Linked DNA regions of Mus musculus: region 2 is linked to region 1. Evidence: chromatin loops called from intact Hi-C (ENCODE). Cell type or tissue: left cerebral cortex. All regions are shown on one strand.

Region 1 (5,000 bases):
TAATGATGCCTTTTTAAAAATTTAAGGGGCTAGAGAGATGGCTCAGCAGCTAATAGTGCCTAGGGCTCTTATAAAGAAGCAGAGTTCAGTTCCCAGAAACCAAGTTCACAACTTCTATAACTGGAGCTCCAGAAGGCTCCATCACCTTTAGTCTCCTAAGTATGGACATCCACATGGACATCCCTACAAACAGAAACAAACAAAAAATTAAAAATAAACATTTTTAATGAAAAAGATAATACATTACAAATAAGTTTAGAAACAGGTAATTAAAAACAACCAAATATATGGTTAAAAGTATTAGTCCTAACGGGGCAGTGGTGGCGCATGCCTTTAATCCCAGCACTTGGGATACAGAAGCAGGCAGATTTCTGAGTTCGAGGCCAGCCTGGTCTACAGAGTGAGTTCCAGATCAGCCAGGTCTATACAGAGAAATCCTGTCTCAAAAACAAAAAACAAAACAAAACAAACAAAGAAAGAATAAAAGGAAGAAAGAAAGAAAAGAAAGAAAGAAAGAAAGAAAGAAAGAAAGAAAGAAAGAAAGGAAGTAGATCTCTTCTACATGCTAACACAAAACACTGACCACTTTAATAAAAAGCACATGAAACTATAATATACCAATTACATTTCTGGTTTTTTTTTTTTTTTTTGAGATAGGGTTTCTCTCCATAGCACTGGTTGTCTTGGAACTCATCCTATAGACCAGGATGGCCTAGAACTTAAGAGAGGAGTCTCTACCTCACAAACGCTGGGATTAAAGTATGTGCCACTGTTTCTTTAAAAAGCCAGTTAGTTGTGCGCACATACACAGAAAATCTAGAATACTAATAACTGAATGTTAATAATTATTGTGATAAGTCAAATAACTACAAAGTCTTGCTCTCCAAATATGTTTCTATAATGACACACTATGTCACGTGCATATCACCTTTTTTCTTGATAGATTACAAACATAACTACATGAAGATATATAAATGCAAATGCCATCTATGCCTGACATGCATCCATTACGCTCAAAATGCCCATGCAATGGGGTTTGGGGGTAAAAATATACACCGCCATTTCTTTTCTTTTTACCCCCCCCTTTCCTTTATTTTTGCCCCTTTTTTTGCAATTGCCAAAAAAGATAAAATCGATATGATTTTGTTGTGAAAAAGATAAAACTAAGAGCAAAAGTAAAATTGTTTTTGAGCAATTTTAATTTAAGAAAGCTATAGTCCTATTTATCTTCCCTATATTGCACACTTACAAATCTATTACCGAATACCTATAAAAGTCATTTTGCTTTATAACTACACTAGAAATGAGACAGTGACAAACTGAAATTTTTATACAAACTATGATATGCCTCACAACAAAACAAAACAGATAATTTACTTACTAGTTATTATACAATGCAGAGAATCTGGCAGGTGCTTAGAACGTAACGCTTCTATGGAAATCACTAGCTGCCCATCCAGCAATGTTCCCTTTGCTGTTCCTGCCTCACATTTCCAGTGAATTATTAAATATCTTAAAATCTGAAAAGAGCACAATTCAGATAAAACATAATCTTTAAAATCATGGTCCTAAGCAAATTTGTATGATACAGTTAAAACTCTATTATAAAATACTGTAGTTCTGCTTATGAGATGACAGATTTACATTTGCTCAGATCATGGCATCTAAACACAAAAAATATGCAAGTAGACAGTATAATTCAATATTATGCACACCAAGACAGGAAATTAAGAAAATAAGTTGCTGCTAGGCAGTGGTGGTGCACGCCTTTGATCCCAGCACTTGGGAGGCAGAGGCAGATGGATTTCTGAGTTCAAGGCCAGCCTGGTCTACAGAGAGAGTTCCAGGACAGCCAGGGCTATACAGAGAAACCCTGTCTTGAAAAACAAAAAACAAAACAAAACAAAAAAAAGTTGCTGGGTAAGTTCACCTAGAAACAAAAATTTTTTTAAAAATGAACTGCAATTTGTTTTTTTATTTTCTTGCCCAAATAAAAGCCAACTATGGAAAAGAGTGGTATCTAGTTTTGAATTATCTTTTTCATTCAGTAAATCAACATTTTTGAACGTCAAAATAAGATAAATACTTAGCTATGTTATTTGTGAATGTTGGAAAGGGACTGTAAGTTAAGAGTACTTGGCTGTTCTTGCAGAAGACCAGAGTTCAGTTCCAGCACCCACAGGGCACCTCACAACTTGGTCTCACAATGTGAGACCAAGCTGGCCTCAAACTCACAGATCCATCTTGCCACTGCCTCCTAAATGCTGGGATTAAAGGCATAAGTTACCTTAATGGCCTAAAAGTCTTATTGTTATGTGTATGAGTGTTTTGTCAGTATATACATACATTGACCACATGTTTGCTGCTCATGGAGGTCAGATGGAGCGAACTGCCACCAGGGTGCTGGGATTCAAACTTTAGAAGGCCCCAAATCAACAAATCTCTTAGCCAACACCTTTTTTTTTTTTTTTTTTTTTTTTTTTTTTTTTTGGCAGGGAGCTCTGAGTAAACAAATTTGGTAACTAAGATTCCAATTCGTACCATAAATTATGAAGATGGTTTCTGGACACTTCTACAGCCTAACATCTTCCTTCACATTTTTCCTGTGCTCTCTCTGTTCAGATTTTTTCCAGTGCCTTTATGTGTAATGATAGCAGTTGGGAAAAGAATACTGACTAGTGGGTGAGTCAGAGCCCTGGGTTCCATCCCAGGTTCTGTCATCTTGTTAAATCTAATCCCCCAACTTCCTTTGACGATGACAAAGAAGACACCAAGGACCAGGAATATTCTAAGTTATCTCAGAACCTATAATTCTGTATTCATTTGTGCAGTGTTCTTTAGAAGGCCTGGAGTTAAGTGTCCCATTAGGTAATGGCTGCCAAGTTCAGCAATGGTGCGAACACATGTAGCTAGCTGGCCCAGGTATTCATTCAATGCCATCTTCCAGAACTAAACAGTTCCCCGTCCACATGTATAGAAATGTGTATGTATGTATGTATGTATGTATGTACGAGCCCTGGATTCAACCCTCCACACCTCACGGTGGCTGCCCCGAGAGCATATCACACCTTCTCCTACAGCTTGGTGTCCCCTTGCCTACCACCTGATTCCCTGATCCACCCTTCCATGATGGCACATTTCCTTCTCACCTTTCCAACTCCCCTCTCATCACTGGTGGATAGAAAACGCTAAAACTCCAGTTGGCCAACCTCCAAGCCCCCTCCAGAATCACCCCATATTTGGCATCACCATAGTTGGTGACCTTTCAGGTCTTCGGCTTTAGGTGGTGATGTTAGCGCACATACAGGCAAAGCCCGGAACACGGAACACATCGGTTCCTCAGAAAGGACCCACGAGGCTGATGGGTGGTCCTGCACCTCATACCTCAGGCCCTTCCCACAGTCCCAAAGAAAGAGGGATTTTAATTTTTTCTAGCCATTCACGGCATTTTCTTCTCCACCTCAGGAATTGCCAGATCCCTGCGCCCAAACTTGGAGGATCTCCTCACAATGCCCTCCTCTCAGAACTGTCTTTCTCTCCCTTCCCAGCATCACCTCACAGACAGCCAAAGCCGTCCTCTCCATTCTGTAAGGAGAGCGGCTGCAGCTCTGGGACTGCCAGTTGGTCACAGCCTCCTCCTCAGCTAGGGCTTCGACCCGGAGGGCGCCCACGCCGGGCAGTCCCTTCCCGCCTGACCGCGCGTCCGCCCCGCCCCCAGCCCTCGCGCCTGCGCACTGCGGGAGCTGCCCCAGGCGGCCCGCATCCGTAGGCGGGTGGGCGGGAGGACAGGTGGCGCATCTGCCAAGGTTGGAGGCGAGCCGGGAAGAGGCCGGGCGGCGACTGCTCCTGAGACTTTCCCACGGTCTCGCCAAGACACGGCCCTCGGCCCTTTTCAAAGCGCTCTGTCCGCCCTCGGCGTTTTCCAGGGCTGCTCCCTGGAAAGCCGCGGCTGCGTAGTGCAGGATTCCCAAGCTGGCTCTAGACCCCAGATGGCTTTGCCTTCTGTTCTGCGGGCGGTGCCTGGGACCAGGCTCCACTTCCCACATCTAACAGAGGGAAATATGGGTGGCCAATTAAAACTGGATTTTAGGTGAACAACCTTTTTACCCCGTATTATGTGTGCCTTGCAATAAGATTTGGAACAAATACTAAGAAATTTATTTTGAAGTTCAAAACTGCAGGTACTATATTGTATCTGGCAGCTTGTCCCCAAGCTTCTCCCCAGTCTATTCCAGGAGGATCCTAGGAGCTTCCCAGTTCCCACCAGACCCTTTCTTCCCCCACGTTTGACTTCACAGAACGTGTGGCTGACAAGCAGCTCTGAGTGTCTCTAGCTGGAAGCAAGGGAGACAGTCCTACAGGCGCAGAACGGGTTTAGTGAGGTGGACTTAGGCTCACAACTATCGGGAATCTGACAGATTGTCCCTTGGGTTGCCAAAAGAAGATGCTGGTTTGAGAGATTCTTGCCTGGCAACGAGTTACCCAAGGAGAAGGGTGGAACAGGGCGTTGGCCGCTTTCCTTTAGAGAAAATTCTTCCTCTGCAGAAGCTGGGATTAGACAGAACAGGCTGTGGCACTGGCAGAGTGCCTGCCCAGTATACAACCTTGGTGCTCCTTTAAAGAACATGTCTCTTGGGACCTGAAGTATACCCTTTTCCAGTGCACTCAGAGCTCTTGCCCCTGGTCCCCATCTCAGGTTTTCACAGCCAGACATACTGGAGAGGTGGCCTTTACTTCTGGAATATTCACAATCATCAGAATTGATAAAAAGCTGGCATTTGGGAAGTCGCTGGAGTTTTTCCCTCCTTTTCTCATCTCTTTTAAAAAATATTTCCCGTTGAAAATGTCAGCTCAGCAGAAATGCTCCTCCTTGAAAATACCACTGGAGATGAAGGGTGGAGGAACGATAGCTAATGGCACAGTGCTTGAGGTGAGTTGGTTGTCCTGACTTCCAGCCCTCCTCCTTGGAATAAGCCCCAGGGATAAAGGTACAGGGAGCA
Region 2 (5,000 bases), 220 kb before region 1:
AAATTAAATGTTAATTTACTGTGTTTGGGTGTTACAGCATGAATGTGGAGGCCGGTTCCCTCTTTCTACTGTTAGTTTTAAGTTCAAACTCAGGTCATCAGGCTTGGCAGCAAGCCCCTTTACCTACTGAACCATGTCACTGACCCTTACCTTCCTTTTATTAAGACAGGCTCCCAGCTGAGGCTGGGCTTGAACTCATGATGCTCCTGCTTCTGCCTTCTGGGATGACGGGCACATGTCACTACTCAGCACGGACTCATGTCTCTTTTACACATTGATGGCCTAAGACAGAGGGTTCTGGGGTGCTGCTCCTAGCTTGGATCTCAGGGCATGTGAAACCCCATGATGTCATACATGTATGATATGCTCTGGTAAAAACAGCAGCCTGGTGTAGCCACAGGGCTACACACCTGAAACAGAAGTCAGTCTCCTCCTGTGGTCCTTAGAGAGGTGACCCACCTCTGGCCAGAAACTCTCTGGACTCTTGGAACTTGAATTTACACACCAGGTAAATGGATTTCCTACCCTGACTCAATGCCTTCCTTCATCCACAGGAAGAAAAGGAAGCCATTGGACAGCTCACAGGCAAGAGGCAAATTGAATGAACTAGGCACACAGTCGGCAGCAAGGAGACACTGCTACCTTCTCTTCACGTTCCCCTTTGAAAGAGTAATAATGAAATCTAGGAGCAGAGTGTGGTGGAGCACTCTTGTCATCCCAGCTTGTAGGAGGCAGAGACAGGGGGATCAGGAGCTCCAGGTCATCATCAGCTACATTGGGAGGTCAAGGCGATCCTGTCTCAAGACAAAACAAACAATAATGGAATGTATATAGTATTCGCCTCTGTGTAGGGCTTTCTAGCTCATCACTTTATATAATTATCAAAATACGCAGTGAAGAGCTGTTTCTGGGGAAGTGTACAACCCTAACCCTGGCACTGAGGAACATACAATCCTGGCTGACTTCAGATCATGACCTCTTTTGTTCCCAACATGGCCTTTAGTTTACAGAAAGCAGGTGAAAGTGGTGACATTTAGGAAATTTCCTTAAAATTGTGACAGGTGTCACCTGCGGGGTGTCTTGGCAGCCAGTTAACATAGAGCCAGAAGAGGCCTGTTGAGACAGAAGGGTGTGAGCTCAGGGCTGAGCTAACAAGGCTCAGGTACTACCCACCTCCAGCCTCATCCTGAAGCCCACTGTCTGTCCACTGTCCACCTTCCTGTCCCAGCCTGTTCTGTACTTCAGAGCTGGGGCCTGGATTTGGGCTAGATGGCCACTTCAAAAGTTACGCTGACATCTCCCCAGGAGGACGGAATGGGACAGAGTCAGCCCAGGGGTTTCCATGTGGAGGAAGGAAGTGGAGAGAGGATGTAGCTCAGTGCAGGCAAAGTGCTCGCCATGCAAGTGTGCAACTTGAATTAGATCCCCAGAACCCACATAAAAAAGCTGGGTGTGATGGTGTCCATGTGTAATGCTGGCACTGGGAGTGGGGGAGGTGGGGAAGGAGGTGTAGGGGGCGGGGGTAGAGACAGGCAAATCCTTGAGGTTAGCTGGCCGGTCAGATTAGTCTAACTGGTAAACTTCAGGCCAATGAGAAACTGTCTCAAAAACAAAAACAAAACAAAACAAAACAAACAAACAAAAAAACCAGAGTGGGAGGCTGGAGAGATGGCTCAGTGGTTAAGAACATGTTCCGCTTTTGGTTCCCAGCACCCACTTTGTTGGGTGGCTCACAATTTCTCTAATTGGGTCTGAGGGACCCAATCACCTCTGTGGCTTCCACAGGCACTCGCACTTGCATGCACACTCTCTCTCACACACATTCATACATAATTTAAAAATGAAACTTGAATCCAGCAGGGCTGTTAGTCCCAGCACTCTGTAGGCAGAGGCATGTGGATCTCTGTGAGTTCAAGGCCAGCCTGGTCTACAGAGTAAGTTCTGGGACAGCCAGGGCTCAATAAATAAATAAATAAATAAATAAATAAATAAATAAATAAATAAATAAATAAATAGGAAGGGTTACCTGAGGAACAGCAGCTAGGGTTGACCTCTGACCCCTCCTATGCCTATACACACAGGTGCACATACGTGCATCTGCACATATACAAACATACACATACATGTGTACCTTTGCAAATTATATATATGGAAGATCCCTCCTGATGGTAATTCCCAGAATTCTGTCATTTCTTTTTCTAGCCTGGATGATAAGAAAACACTTTCTCTAAATATCTGGGTAAGTCAGGAACTCCTGGGTAGATAGCTCTCTGGCTTCTCACCTGTCACTCAGTCTCACTCAGCATCACCATCCCTCAGACCATATGCTTGAGGCTTCAGCCAGAATGCCCCACCCACTCTTCCCTCGACACACGGAACCCTTCCCTGTCTCTACACTCCGCTCGACTGAGGTAGTTCCTTTTGCTTGAGATTTCCTGTTTTTCTCCAAAGGTCTCACACTTTTCTCAATCCTTCAAAACTCTGTCTTGTTGCAGCTGGGCATGGTAGCAGATTCTTTTACTATTAGCAGAGGCAGGCAGATCTAGAGGGAGTTCCACCAGCACAGTCAGGATAGCCTAGAGAAAACCTGTCTTGAAAAGATTACAAACAAACAAACAAATACAAAAAATAAAGAGCCCTGCAAACTCCAAACTCTGTCCTGTAAGGCTTCCCATAATCGTTCCAGCAAGTGGGCAAGTGGATCATTCCTTCTTCTATACTGCTGTGCTTTCCGCTAGTATAGCCATGTCCATTGTCTATCCCGGAATTATTCATTCTGCACTTCTCCTACTGGATGCTGGATATTTGAAGAGATGAAATCATGTCTTAGTCATCTCTAGGTGCCTTAGGCCATCATATAGCAGCAGTTTGGCCAGTATTTAAAAACCAGAGCAGGCACAGTGGGGCATGCCTTTAACCCCAGCACGCAGGAGGCAGAAGGCAGGCAGATCTCTGTGAGTTCAAGGCCAGCCTGGGCTACATAGTGAGACCCTGACTCACACACACACTCTCTCTCTCTCCCTCTCTCTCTGACTCACTCTCTCTCTCCCTGACTTTCTCTCTCTCTCTCTCTCTCTCTCTCTCTCTCACACACACACACACACACACACACACAAGAACCCACATGCCCACACACATAAAGTCCTTATGTGCCAGGCACAGTTCTGACTCATTTAATTCTCCCAACATCCTCATGACAAGGTTTCCTTGAACAGCCCTTATTTACCCATTAAAAGAAGCACAGAGAGACTAGAAAGTATGGACAAGAGCAAGCATCGGCAGATGGCAGAGGTAGGATTTGAACCAATAATAATAGTAATAATAATAATAGTAATAATAAGTAACAAGCAAATGACAAACAAACTAGGAAAGGAACCAAAAGGAGGAGAAAGTGCAACAGGGACATCCAAGGTGGCTCAGGGTGCTTGCTGCCAAGCCTGGTGCCCTGGCTTCAGTCCCTGGAATCCACATGGTGGAAAGAGGACAGACTCCCAAACGCTGTCCTCTGACTTCCGCATGTTTACCTGTCATATGTGCACCAACCTCCCCCTCCCCTGACTGGAGAAACATTTTGGAAAAGTGCAATGAGTGCTGTTCTTCTGGACCCTCTCACTGAGGGTGGAGGAGGAGAAAACCTGCATCCAAACCCAGCCTTTTCATAGAGATGCAGTCTTCCTTCTGCCTCTCCCACTCTCTTATTACCGCCTCCCACTCAGGAACTGAGAACTCAGGGTAAAAATAGAAACCCTGGGGGAGTTTGAAGGGAGCTCTGGGCAGAGAGACCCACCTAACTGTGACCCCCTGAGGATGGTGGCTCTGAGGTCCCATAGAACCCGATAGGAGAGGGGCTCTGGCTTGTCTTGGGGGTGGCTCCTTTGGGACCACAGTGCCATGTGTCTTGACATCCTGCTAGGTTCCCCCTCTCTCTCCTACCTACCTGTCCACATCTGCCTCTTCATACACCCAGGTCTTGGCTCCGTCCTGTCTCTCTCTATGCCACTTGGCAGTGTTACCCCTATTCCTGGTTCCTCTTTACATCCAGCGCATTTGCTTCCTGGGACTCTGTTCTGGCCTCCCCTCAGGAACACAGTCCTTACTATCTCAGTGGAATGAATTCTTATGAGACACAGAACACGGTGAGGAAGTCAGGCAGAGCTTCTACAGGATAACATGAGGTGTTCTCAAGGATGGGAGTGGGCCGTGATCAAAGGGGCCATTGTGTAGGGATGAGAACAGAGAGTGTCCAGAGAAACCACTCTATGGGCCTACATGTTTGGTCATATCTTAGTTTGCTCTTTCTATTGTGACAAATACCACAACCAAAAGCAAATTGGGGAACAAACGGTTTATTTGGCTTATACCTCCAAATCACAGGTATCATTGAGGGAACTATGGTGGATTGAATAGGGGTGACCATAGATTCATCTTGGTTTATAGGCGCTATTAGGAGGTATGGCCCAATTGGAGGAAGTGTACCACTATAGGAGCTGGCTTTGGGGTTCCCTTTGCTCAAACTCTGCCCAGTCTCCTTCTACGGCCTTCAGATCAAGATGTTGAGCTCTTGGCTTCTCCAGCACCCTGTCTGTCTCTGGAAGAACAGCCAAGCTCACTTTTAACTACTGAACCTTCTCTCCAGCCTTGCAACTGGCCAGTCTGATGGAGGCATTGCAACAGGCCAGTCTGATGGAGGCATTGCAACAGGCCAGTCTGATGGAGGCATTGCAACAGGCCAGTCTGATGGAGGCATTGCAACAGGCCAGTCTGATGGAGGCATTGCAACAGGCCAGTCTGATGGAGGCATTGCAACAGGCCAGTCTGATGGAGGCATTGCAACAGGCCAGTCTGATGGAGGCTGTTCTTTATCTGAAGCTCCCTCTTGTTGACAGCCAACATTAACCATCACAGGGAACCTTTAAAACTTTTAAAAATTGTTGTTGTTTTGGTTTTTTGAAACAGTTTCTCTGAGTAGCCCTGGTTGTCCTGGAACTTACTATGTAGAC

What was found. Hi-C counts contacts between places; a loop is a spot of excess contacts. Peaks named below come from ENCODE experiments on the same cell type or tissue, not always from the same donor. Only the 100,000 strongest peaks of a DNase experiment are listed, where the experiment ranks them.
Region 2: it touches region 1 in a loop (2.8-fold over the local background); 3 of 42 quality-filtered maps call a loop at or near these places.

Annotation. Positions count from the first base shown.
Region 1 is chr19:4,694,623-4,699,622 of GRCm38, forward strand. Gm960 (predicted gene 960) reads right to left here and starts at 4,046. Exons shown (of 15, transcript NM_001033447.3): 1 at 3,555-4,046; 2 at 1,382-1,520. The coding sequence starts at 4,046. In left cerebral cortex, no CTCF peak of the experiment used is centred here; DNase peaks (open chromatin) are centred at 2,730, 3,801 and 4,446; H3K4me3 peaks cover 1,356 bases; H3K27ac peaks cover 2,776 bases.
Region 2 is chr19:4,479,159-4,484,158 of GRCm38, forward strand. No RefSeq gene overlaps it. Among named protein-coding and RNA genes, the nearest start is that of Syt12, 4.5 kb to the left of the region's middle. In left cerebral cortex, no CTCF peak of the experiment used is centred here; DNase peaks (open chromatin) are centred at 2,332, 2,819, 3,170, 3,647 and 1 more place; H3K27ac peaks cover 2,093 bases.